Linked DNA regions of Homo sapiens: region 2 is linked to region 1. A link is an interaction called in ENCODE POLR2A ChIA-PET data of the cell type or tissue named here. Cell type or tissue: OCI-LY7. All regions are shown on one strand. Region 1 overlaps HEXA (hexosaminidase subunit alpha). Region 2 overlaps ARIH1 (ariadne RBR E3 ubiquitin protein ligase 1).

Region 1 (5,000 bases):
ATTTCCTTCTACCCCAGTTCCTTACCTCCAAACAGGAGCGAGAAGCATAGCATTGGAAGGTTTTTGACAATGGATACCTTGTCGTTTTGTTGTTGTTTGTTTTTAACCGTCTCATGCTAGGGCATGTTGTCTGTTTCTTAGCCTGTTCAAGGCATAAGCCTCAATCCCTTTCCTGTTGTTATATAGAGGGAAAGGAGTTTTACAGCCTTACCAGTACTTCTTTTAAGAAATAAAGCTGGGCATGGTGTCTCATGCCTATAGTCCCAGCTACTCCAGAGGCTGAGGTGGGAGGATGGCTTGAGCTCAGGAGGTGGAGGTTGCAGTTAGCTGAGATCGTGTCATTGCACTCCAGCCTGGACAACAGAGCCAGACCTTGTCTCAAACAAACAAACAAACAAACAAAAACCTAGAAACAAAAACAAAAGAAAGGGATCACTCTTATGTTTCTGCAGTTTCCTAAATTTCTTCTACTGGTCCTGAAAATAAGTGATAAAATAGAGTCAATTTGCATCATCCTCAAGAGGTTCCATGACCTTTTTGGAGCCACTGACAACAAAGTCAGCTGAAGAAAGGAGGTTGGGTCTGTAGGGGTCAGAGAGGTGTATGTGTGAAGAGTTTTCTGTGGTGTGAGCTGTCTCAAGGTTTACATGTTTACAGTCCATTGTAATACAGAAATGGATTATATTTTCTTCTGTATTCCTGGCTGTAATGAATAAAACCCATTATTGGGTCAGGAACTTGAGTCTTCTCTCTTCTTGTCCTTTGTTCCTGTTTCAAGCTGTGGCATTTGCTTAAGCTTCCTGGCCACACACTCAGCCCTGATCCCCAGCCAACTGCTGTATGCTATTGTTGTGTCCACATCTTGAGGCTGGTTAGGCTTGGGTGTGGTGTAGAGCTCCTTTCTGTGGAAGCGTATACTCAAAAATACAGGACGTATGGGTGTTTGTCAGCTGTCATTAAGCAGCCTTCCCCTTCTTTTGTAAAGCTCTTGGGATTGAGGGGGTAAGAGAGATGCCTTACTAGGTACACTGTTATGCATGAAAAGTTTAACTACTTACTGTTTGTTCAACCTTGTCCTTGTTGTAACTAGGATTCCACATTAGTGGCTTTGTTGTTTTGCCTGGAGCTGCAGTCCTAGGTTGGGGGAGATTCAGAGTTCTAAGGCCATGTCCCTCTTGTATTTTGAAGTGTCAGCCTGTTCATATACAGAATGGCATCTCACAGTAGTGAAGCCTTCAGTCTCCTATAAGAGGCTCATGAAAAACCCTTCAGGGAAGCTGCTCCTAGAGTGTGGCTTTGCCATAGGAGACCCTGCCCCAGGACTCCTCTGGCCAAATGAGAGAGTCGAGGTTTGCTGGGGCAAAACTGTCTTATTGGGAAAAGGGAAGTAGAACACGGAAGGAAACTAGCATTTATTGTCTGGCACTTGATGTATGTTATTGCCCTTTAATCTTCATAAACAGCTCTGTGAGGTCAGTGTTATCCCAATCTTTGAGAATGGAGACATAGAGGCTAAGTAACATGCCCAGGGTTACACAGCTTGTAGGGATGGAGCAGAAATTCCAGTCATGCATAAATTTTGCTTTTGTCACTGTACAGTCTTGTAATATACTCATACACGTCTTTGTCAGTCCAGTTAGCAATTTGGAAAACTACTGGCCTCTGGCAGGATTAAGCTCTAATCACATCTTAGTGTTAATTACTTCAAATAGGTAGTAACTTCTAACATCTAGTTACTCATAAGCACTCAGGTTATGAATATTTTGATCCCTGGCCCATTGTTACCAGATTCCAGTAGCATTTCTTCCTTCCTCCCATCTATTCTTAGTACAGGTAGTATTTATTAAGTAACTTTAATTGTCAATAGTACTAGGTCCAAGGAATATTAAATTGAACTTCCCCGTCCTTAAAGAATTTACAGTTTCTGGAAGTGGGGATACAGACAGAGTGTGATATTTTTCTATGATAACTGAAGCACAAGGTACTTTGGGAGTGCAGAAGAGGAACACCTGACCTAAGTGTATGGGGGGAAAAGGAGAAAGTGCACATTGAAAAGGCTTTCCTAGAGAGCTGTTGAAGGAGATCTAAAAGTAGAAGTTAGTGGGGGTGAAGATAGTATTCCGCATAGAAAGAACTGCGCGTGGAAAAGGCCTACAGGCGAGAAGCCTTCATGCCATATTCAAGGAACTCAAGGTGTCTAGCTGAAGTACACAACTCTAGGGTGGATCAGCAAGTTCTGAAGCTAAAGAGGTGATAGATGGAAAGGTCATGAAATGGCCTAATAAGCCCTGGTAAGGAATGGAGCTTTATCCTAAGGTCAAAGAAGGCCAGTAAAGTCCAGTCAACAGGATAAGTGATGTGACTAAACTCTAGCTACATTGGGGCTTGCTGTAGAGTGGGATTAGAGGCAGGAAACCCAGTTAAAAGGCTGCCAACAGTGGTCTAGATAAGAGAGAGTAGTGGCTGAAGTTGGGTTGATGGCTGTAAGGACAGAGAAAACTAGAAAGACTGAAGAGAGATTTAGGAGGTGGCTGCTTGGAAGTGGGAGTTAGGTTGGAGGGAAAGGGTGCTGAGGATGACTCCCAGATTTCTGACTTAGCAGTTTGAATGTTGGCTCTCATTCACTCGTGCTGCCATTAACAAAGATAGGGAAAATAGTAGGAGAGGAAGGGAAGGAGTAAAAAGAGCTAAATTGGTGGTCGTGGTGGCTCACACCTGTAATCCCAGCACTTTGGGAGGCTGAGGCAGGTGGATTACCTGAGGTCGAGAGTTCGAGACCAGTCTGACCAACATGGAGAAACCCCATCTCTACTGAAAATACAAAATTAGCTGGGCATAGTGGTGCATTCCTGTAATCCCAGCTACTCTGGAGGCTGAGGCAGCAGAATCGCTTGAATCCAGGAGGTGGAGGTTGCAGTGAGCCGAGAGTGCGCCACTGCACTCCAGCCTGGGCAACAGGAGTGAAACTCCATCTCAAAAAACAAAACAAAAAAAAAACAGTGAAATTAAGAGGTTGAGAGGTAGAGTGAGAATCATGAAAAGTAAATTTGATTTTGACGTGTTGACTATGAGGTATCAAGCAAACAGTTAGCTATGTAGTACTAGAGCTTGGGAGAATGAGTTTGAACACTTCCGAGGAGAAGAAGGTCCAAAAGGCAACCACAGGAGGGTGGTTGAGGAGGAGGAGGAGGATGTTGTTGGATGACTGCTAAGCCAGAACATGGGTTAGTTCTTCCTCTTGGGTGTGAAAATCATCTAGGATAATAGCCAGCCTTGAGGTGGAGAGGAATACTGGGCAACAGGATCCAAAGTATTAAGTAAATAAGGTTGGGCATGGTGGCTCACACCTGTAATCCCAGCACTTTGGGAGGCTGAGGCTGTGGGATCACTTGAGGTCAGGAGTTCGAGACCAGCTTGGCTAATGTGGTGAAACCCCGTCTAATTTGTAAAAATAGAAAAATTAGCCAGGTGTGGTGGTGCACACCTGTAATCCCAGCTACTTAGGAGGCTGAGGTAGGAGGATCACTTGAGCCTGGGAGGCGGAGATTGCAGTGAGCTGAGATCGCGCCACTGCACCCCAGCCTGGGCAACAGAGGAGGACTCCATCTCAAAAAAAAAAAAAAATTAAGTGAATAAAGAAGTGATCAGGAAGCTACAGAGTGTTGTAACAAGGAGAGCTGAAGATTTAACAGCTGGATGACATGAACCACAGAAGAAAGGTGTTTTATTACTTGGTGGTGGTGGAATGGATGACCCAGAAGCAGCCCCATATCTCAACCCTATGATGTGGGAAGTGGCTGCCTCTCAGAGCATGTTGTAGGGGAAGTGGTGTGTGGTATTCCTGGGGAGAGCCAGGCTTCAGTTAGGGAGGAAGTAGAAGAGGCTGAGTAATTAAGTAACTACACAACAAGATCTCAGAGGGTTTACAAGGTGAATGATATGTAGTACACAGGTGGTCTGGTGGAGAAGAGGAAGCAACATGTATAAAAATAGAAGTGCAGGACCAGAAGTGAGCAAAGGGGGTTATATATTGGGCAAAGTGACAAAATATGGTAGAGATATGACATGGCGGATTTCCCTGACAATAAGATTACCAAGAAAATAGATTCCAGAGACAAGCAAGCATGTGTATATATGTGGGAATTTAATATATGATCAAAGAAGTATTTCTGATCAAATGTGAAAAGATGTATTAGTCAATAAATACCTAAGGATGACTGGTTATCCAATTGGGAAAAAAATAAATCCTTACCTCATATCAAACTCAAAAGTAAATTCCAGGGAGATTAAAGATCTGAAGATAAAAGACCATTGAAGTGTTAGACAGAAATGAAGGAAACTATTATTATAATTTTAGGGGTAGAGGAGGCCTTTCTAAGTAAGCAAATAAAGAGACCGTAAAGGAAAAGAGTCATAGCTTTGACTACATAAAAATTAAAGCAAAAGAAAGCATAAGGTTAAAAAATAAGGGATAAAATGAGGCAGATATTTGCAACAAGTCAATAAAAGAAAAGTAACTTTAAAAAGTAAAAAGAATGGCTGGGTGCCGTGGCTCACGCCTGTAGTCCCAGCACTTTGGGAGGCCAAGGCGGGTGGATCATGAGGTCAGGAGATCTAGACCATCCTGGCTAACATGGTGAAACATCGTCTCTACTAAAAATAATAATAATAATAAAAAATTAGCCGGGCACGGTGGCGTGCGCCTGTGGTCCCAGCTACTCAGGAGGCTGAGGCAGGAGAATGGCATGAACCTGGGAGGCGGAGCTTGCGGTGAGCCGAGATCGCGCCATTGCACTCCAGCCTGGGCGACAGAGCGAGACTCCGTCTCAAAAAAAAGAGTAAAAAAAATTTGGCTAGTAAATGCAAAGAAATGCTTGAGGCCAAGAGTTCAAGACCAGCCTGGGCAGCATAGTGAGACCCTGTCTCTACAAAAAATAAAAATAAAAATTAGCCTGACATGCTGGTGCACGCTTGTAGTCTTAGCTGTTTGGGAGGCTGAG
Region 2 (5,000 bases), 150 kb before region 1:
CTACTGGGGGTGCTGAAATGGAAGGATTGCTTGAGTCCAGGAGGTCAAGGCTATAGTGAGCCATGATCTCACCACTGCACTCCAGCCTGGGTGACAGAGTGAGACCCTGTTTCAAAAAGAAAAGAAAAAAAAAAATTCAAACATCAACTTATCAAGCTGATAGGGACAAGGAAAGGACAAAGAAAAAAATTTATGCTACAGTTTTTGTCTTGTACAGAGGATGGATTAAAACTTCAAGTAAATATTGTTAGAAACTTTTATATAGTTGTAAGTAGGCATGTACAAATTGTAAAAGTGACTAGAAAAACTGAAATAGAATACATATATAAATTTGAAATTATTCGAGAAAAAGGAAAATCTGATGAGGCCAACAGAATAAGCGAACAGAAAACATAACAAATATAAAGCACAACTTAAAATGACAGTAATTTAATCTAAACATTAATTATAAAACATGAATATGTTAATCTCTGATATTAAAAGATAATAGTTTTTTCATTCAGATTTTTTTAAACGGCACCTACATGGTATTTACAAAAGACACTCCTAAAACCCAGAAAGGTTGAATATTTAAAAAATGGAAAAGATACATCAGTCAAATGCTTTAAAAAAAAAAAAAGTGTGGCAGTGCTAATAGCAGACAACATAAAATATAATGTGAAAATCATTAAATGAGACAAAAAGATATTGCATATTGATTTTAAAGACACTATTTAAAGACTGAATTATAAATCTTTTAGGTATCCAATAGCTTCTCTACAGAAACTACAAGGAGAAACTGAAACGTTCACATACTCAGAAGTTTCCCAGAAACCTCCTTTTAATTTAAATTCACACTTACCACCTATTTTTTTAGACAGTTTAAGGTTCCCAGAAAAACTGAGCAGAAGCTACAGTTCCCATATAAAGTACAAAATTTAGTACAACATTAAATCCAATAGTACACAAATATTAAGTACAATATTTAATGGAAAAATATTTTCAGCAGTGTTATAGGATAAAATTCAGAATGTCTTGGAGAAATACATTAATATGAGAGAAACTCTGAGTAAATCAGTGTTAATTCATTAGAGTTTCACAAGTAAACGATAAAAACTCTTTCTCCTAGTAGAGGTGTCATCAAATAAAAAAACCTGAAAGTAAATGTTACCAAAATTAAGAAACACCACTGATGTCAAAAAATACGGTCAGGGCTGGGCACAGTGGCTCACAACTGTAATCCCAGCACTTTGGGAGGCTGAGGCGGGCAGATCACCTGAGGTTGGGAGTTCGAGACCAGCCTGACCAACACTGAGAAACCTCATTTCTAATAAAAATACAAAAATTAGCCAGGCATGGTGGAGGGCGCCTGTAATCCCAGTTACTTGGGAGGCTGAGACAGGAGAATCGCTTGAACCCAGGAGGTGGAGGTTGCAGTGAGCCGAGGTCACGCCATTGCACTCCAGCCTGGGCAACAAGAGCGAAACTCCGTCTCAAAAAAAAAAAAAAAAAAAAAAAAACAAAAAAAACATGGTCAGAATGCATAAAAAGAAAAATCAAACTAGTTGAACATGTTATCCTTCATGAACCATGGGAAAGCTTTATACAGTATGTGTTTGTTTTGAGATAGTTGTTACTATTAAATTGTAATTTAATAGTAACAATAGATATTATTTACAATGTAATTTAATAGATACAAGGTGTATGAAATGGGGTGATATTCTCGGTATTATTTATGTTTTATAAAGTACTCTCTGAATTTTAAAATCAAATGGGAAATACTTTCCATTTATTTCTATAATATATGGGTTGTCAGTTCCCAACAACTAGGTTTAATTTTTTATTAAATTTAGAATTGATAATGAAATAAACATAAGTTGTCAACCTCACCATTAACAAGTGTCCCAAATTTCCATTCAAACAAATTTCCAAACCAAAGAGCAGAACAAGATTAAGAATGACATTAATACTGTCATTCTCCAGTCCCACTAATTTCTTCTCTTTTAAAACTATAAAGATTTTCAGAAAGAAAATATTTTTAAAAACCCAATGGAATAGAATCCTGCCCTGAAACCAGAGAACCAGTCCAAGCACCTGGTCTGGTGGCCAGAAAAGCCTAAGCAACTTCTCAATTTTGTTTCTACTGAATAAATGCTACTAATAACAGGTTAAAGGTTTGTGAGCAAGAATTTTTTTTTTTTTTTTTTTTGAGATAGAGTCTCGCTCTGTTGCCAGGCTGGAGTGTAGTAGCGCCATCTCTGCTCACTGCAACCTCCGCCTCCCAGGTTAAAGTGATTCTCCTGCCTCAGCCTCCTGAGTAGCTGGAACTACAGGCATACGCCACCACACCCAGCTAATTTTTGTATTTTTAGTAGAGACGGGGCTTCAGCATGTTGGCCAGGGTGGTCTCAATCTCCTGACCTCGTGTTCCACCTGCCTCAGCCTCCCAAAGTGCTGGGATCACAGGCGTGAGCCACCATGCCCGGATGAGCAAGAAATCTTTTTAAGTAATTAAAGGAGGATCTTACTCATGTACTCCAAGAATGTTATCAGGTGCTTTTTTTCTCTACCTGCTTTCAGTTCTTGGTACCCAAGAGGATATATGTAGAAGATACTGAAGCACACCCCCAAACACACATACTCCCAAATAAAAAGAAACACTAAGACTGAACTCCCTAACATTAAATTTACTGCAAAATTTACAAAAGGGGAATACAAGAAATTAAAGCAGTCACTAGTTGCACACTGGGTTGTCCACATACTGGTATATTCATCAATTCCCTTACTTGATTCTTGTAAATTCGGTTCAATAGGCTTTCTGTGTTACTTCTAAGTACAAAGCTGACAATATAGTTCCTTACCTTTCCATTAGCTTCTCTTTATCCCAATTGAAGTGGCTAAGGAGTATTCTTGTGATAGTTGCTGGATTCTAAAGAAGGAGGGGAAAAAAAGTCATTTTAAGGTAATAGCACTTCATGGACATTTAGTGAACTCCTAGGTTGAAGTTAAATTTCCACAATACTCCACCCAAATTTCCATCCCTAGAGTTATTTCTTTATTCCTCTAAGGAAATATATTTGAATGATAAGATCAAGACTATTTAAACATAGTCTGCCACACTACTATGTCAGGTTTCTTTAGGATTAAAAATAAGCCAAAAAGAAATTAAACAGAAAGTAAGTTACTATAGTAAATCCGGCGCTGTCTTAATTGCAAAAAAAAAATAATTTCAGCAGACTGCCACATCAGCACACTAAATGTAATCAAAATTTCAGCCAGGCAGGGTGCTCACACCTGTAATCCCAGCACTTAGAGAGGCCAAGGCAGGCTGACTGCTTGAGCTCAGGAGTTTGTGACCAGCCTGGGCAACAAGGCAAAACCCGTCCCTAATAAAAATACAAAAATTAGCCAGGTGTAGTGGTACACACCTGTAGTCCCAGCTACTTGGGAGGCTGAGGCACGAGAATCACCTGAACCTGGGAGATGGAGGTTGCAGTGAGCCAAGATCCCACCACTGCACTCCAGCCTGGGCAACAGGGCAAGACTCTGACTCAAAAAAAAAAAAATTTGTTTTAAAAAAGGAAAATTTCCAACACTCAGGCACGATCGCATGTGCCTATAGTCCTAACCACTCAGGAGGTTGAGGCAGGAGGATCTCAGGCCCCAGAGTTCGAGTGAAGCCTGGACAACATAGTTAGACCCAGTCTCTTTTAAAAAAATAATTTAATACCTTATACACTGAATAGTTCAAATGAGTTCAAATCACTTTTAAGTTAGAAGGATACTTCAGAGATATTTAACCAAAATGAAAAAATACTGTACCACATAGTAGTTTACAGGGCATACTTTTAGGCTGCTATTTCAAGAAAGAAAAGTTACCACTATGAAATAAAACCAAAGTTTACTGCCTTATCATTCAATGCTGTCACAAATATCTCCATTTCCCATGAAACTAGTGAGCTCACTATTTGTGCACAAAATTTTAACTCAAAATGCAACGGGGCCTAAGAAGTCAGCAAGGCCTGACTCATTCAAAGATACAAGAGCTAGTTACAATAGCAGAAGTGGAACTCAAACATGTGTCTGCTTATTTTTATCTCATATATAATTTTACTACATCAAATAACCTTCCAAAAAAGATCTCTGTGGACTAAAACCACTTTACTTCACCACAAGCAGACCGTAGTTAGCTACAGATTTAAAGTAATCTTGTATAAAAATAGTGTCATGAAAGAAATGTATGTCAATTGTTTTCGACAGTACCATTTGTTACAGAAAAATTTACACACATGCATACTCCCCTCCAAAAGCCAAAGATACAGACACTCACTTACTCACCTTAGTACATTTTGCTAATCTAGGTACTCCTTACTTCTCTGGACCCACACTCCCCTAAGAATCTGTCTTTAACAGAGCACTGCTGATAGACACCACCCATCTATAAGAGTTAAGATGTGAAAAGAAATATTTTAACTGATCCTAAGTTATACGTTTATTTGTAGAGAAAACAGAAAACAGAGACACTGTCATCTCCAGCTCTTAGAAATGTGATGTAAAACTTTTTTTTTAAAAGAACTCAGAAATTAAAAACAAGTTTTAACAAGAGGATTTGCCTACAACTGAAATAAAGTCACTAATTTAGATTTAGCTATATGTAAAATAAGCTAAATCTTAAGTCTCTCCATCAATCAAGAGACTTAAGTCTCCTGTTATTAACTAAAATTGCATGACTATAACTTTGTGGCATCCAGTACACTGTATTTTCTACCACTGGATAGGGTGCTTGGGGTAAACTATTTCAGGAATTGTTAAGAGCCTCAACTTGCAAAAAGGGAAAAAACAGAGGGGAGGGAGTATAACTTGATGTTGCTAGTGCCAAATATTGTTTCTAGCCACAAGTTCCCAAATCTGTTATTGGTTTATCAAAAGTAACTATGGTAAGTTTTGTTAAAACAGATTCCTAGTTTCCACCACCATGTTTTTATTTAATATGGTTAGGGCAAGGGCTCCCTAAATGTGCT

Evidence for each region. ChIA-PET counts read pairs that join two places held together with the same protein. Peaks named below come from ENCODE experiments on the same cell type or tissue, not always from the same donor. Only the 100,000 strongest peaks of a DNase experiment are listed, where the experiment ranks them.
Region 2: POLR2A ChIA-PET joins it to region 1 with 5 read pairs; 6 of 35 experiments call an interaction of 5 or more read pairs at or near these places.

What each region holds. Positions count from the first base shown.
Region 1 is chr15:72,364,936-72,369,935 of GRCh38, reverse strand. All of the region lies in intron 1 of HEXA (hexosaminidase subunit alpha), which reads left to right. Among named protein-coding and RNA genes, the nearest start is that of HEXA, 8.6 kb to the left of the region's middle. RefSeq lists an enhancer at 3,602-3,751. In OCI-LY7, no CTCF peak of the experiment used is centred here; no DNase peak of the experiment used is centred here; H3K27ac peaks cover 977 bases.
Region 2 is chr15:72,515,975-72,520,974 of GRCh38, reverse strand. It overlaps ARIH1 (ariadne RBR E3 ubiquitin protein ligase 1), which reads right to left. Exons shown (of 14, transcript NM_005744.5): 2 at 2,841-2,908. Among named protein-coding and RNA genes, the nearest start is that of ARIH1, 44 kb to the right of the region's middle. In OCI-LY7, no CTCF peak of the experiment used is centred here; no DNase peak of the experiment used is centred here; H3K27ac peaks cover 519 bases.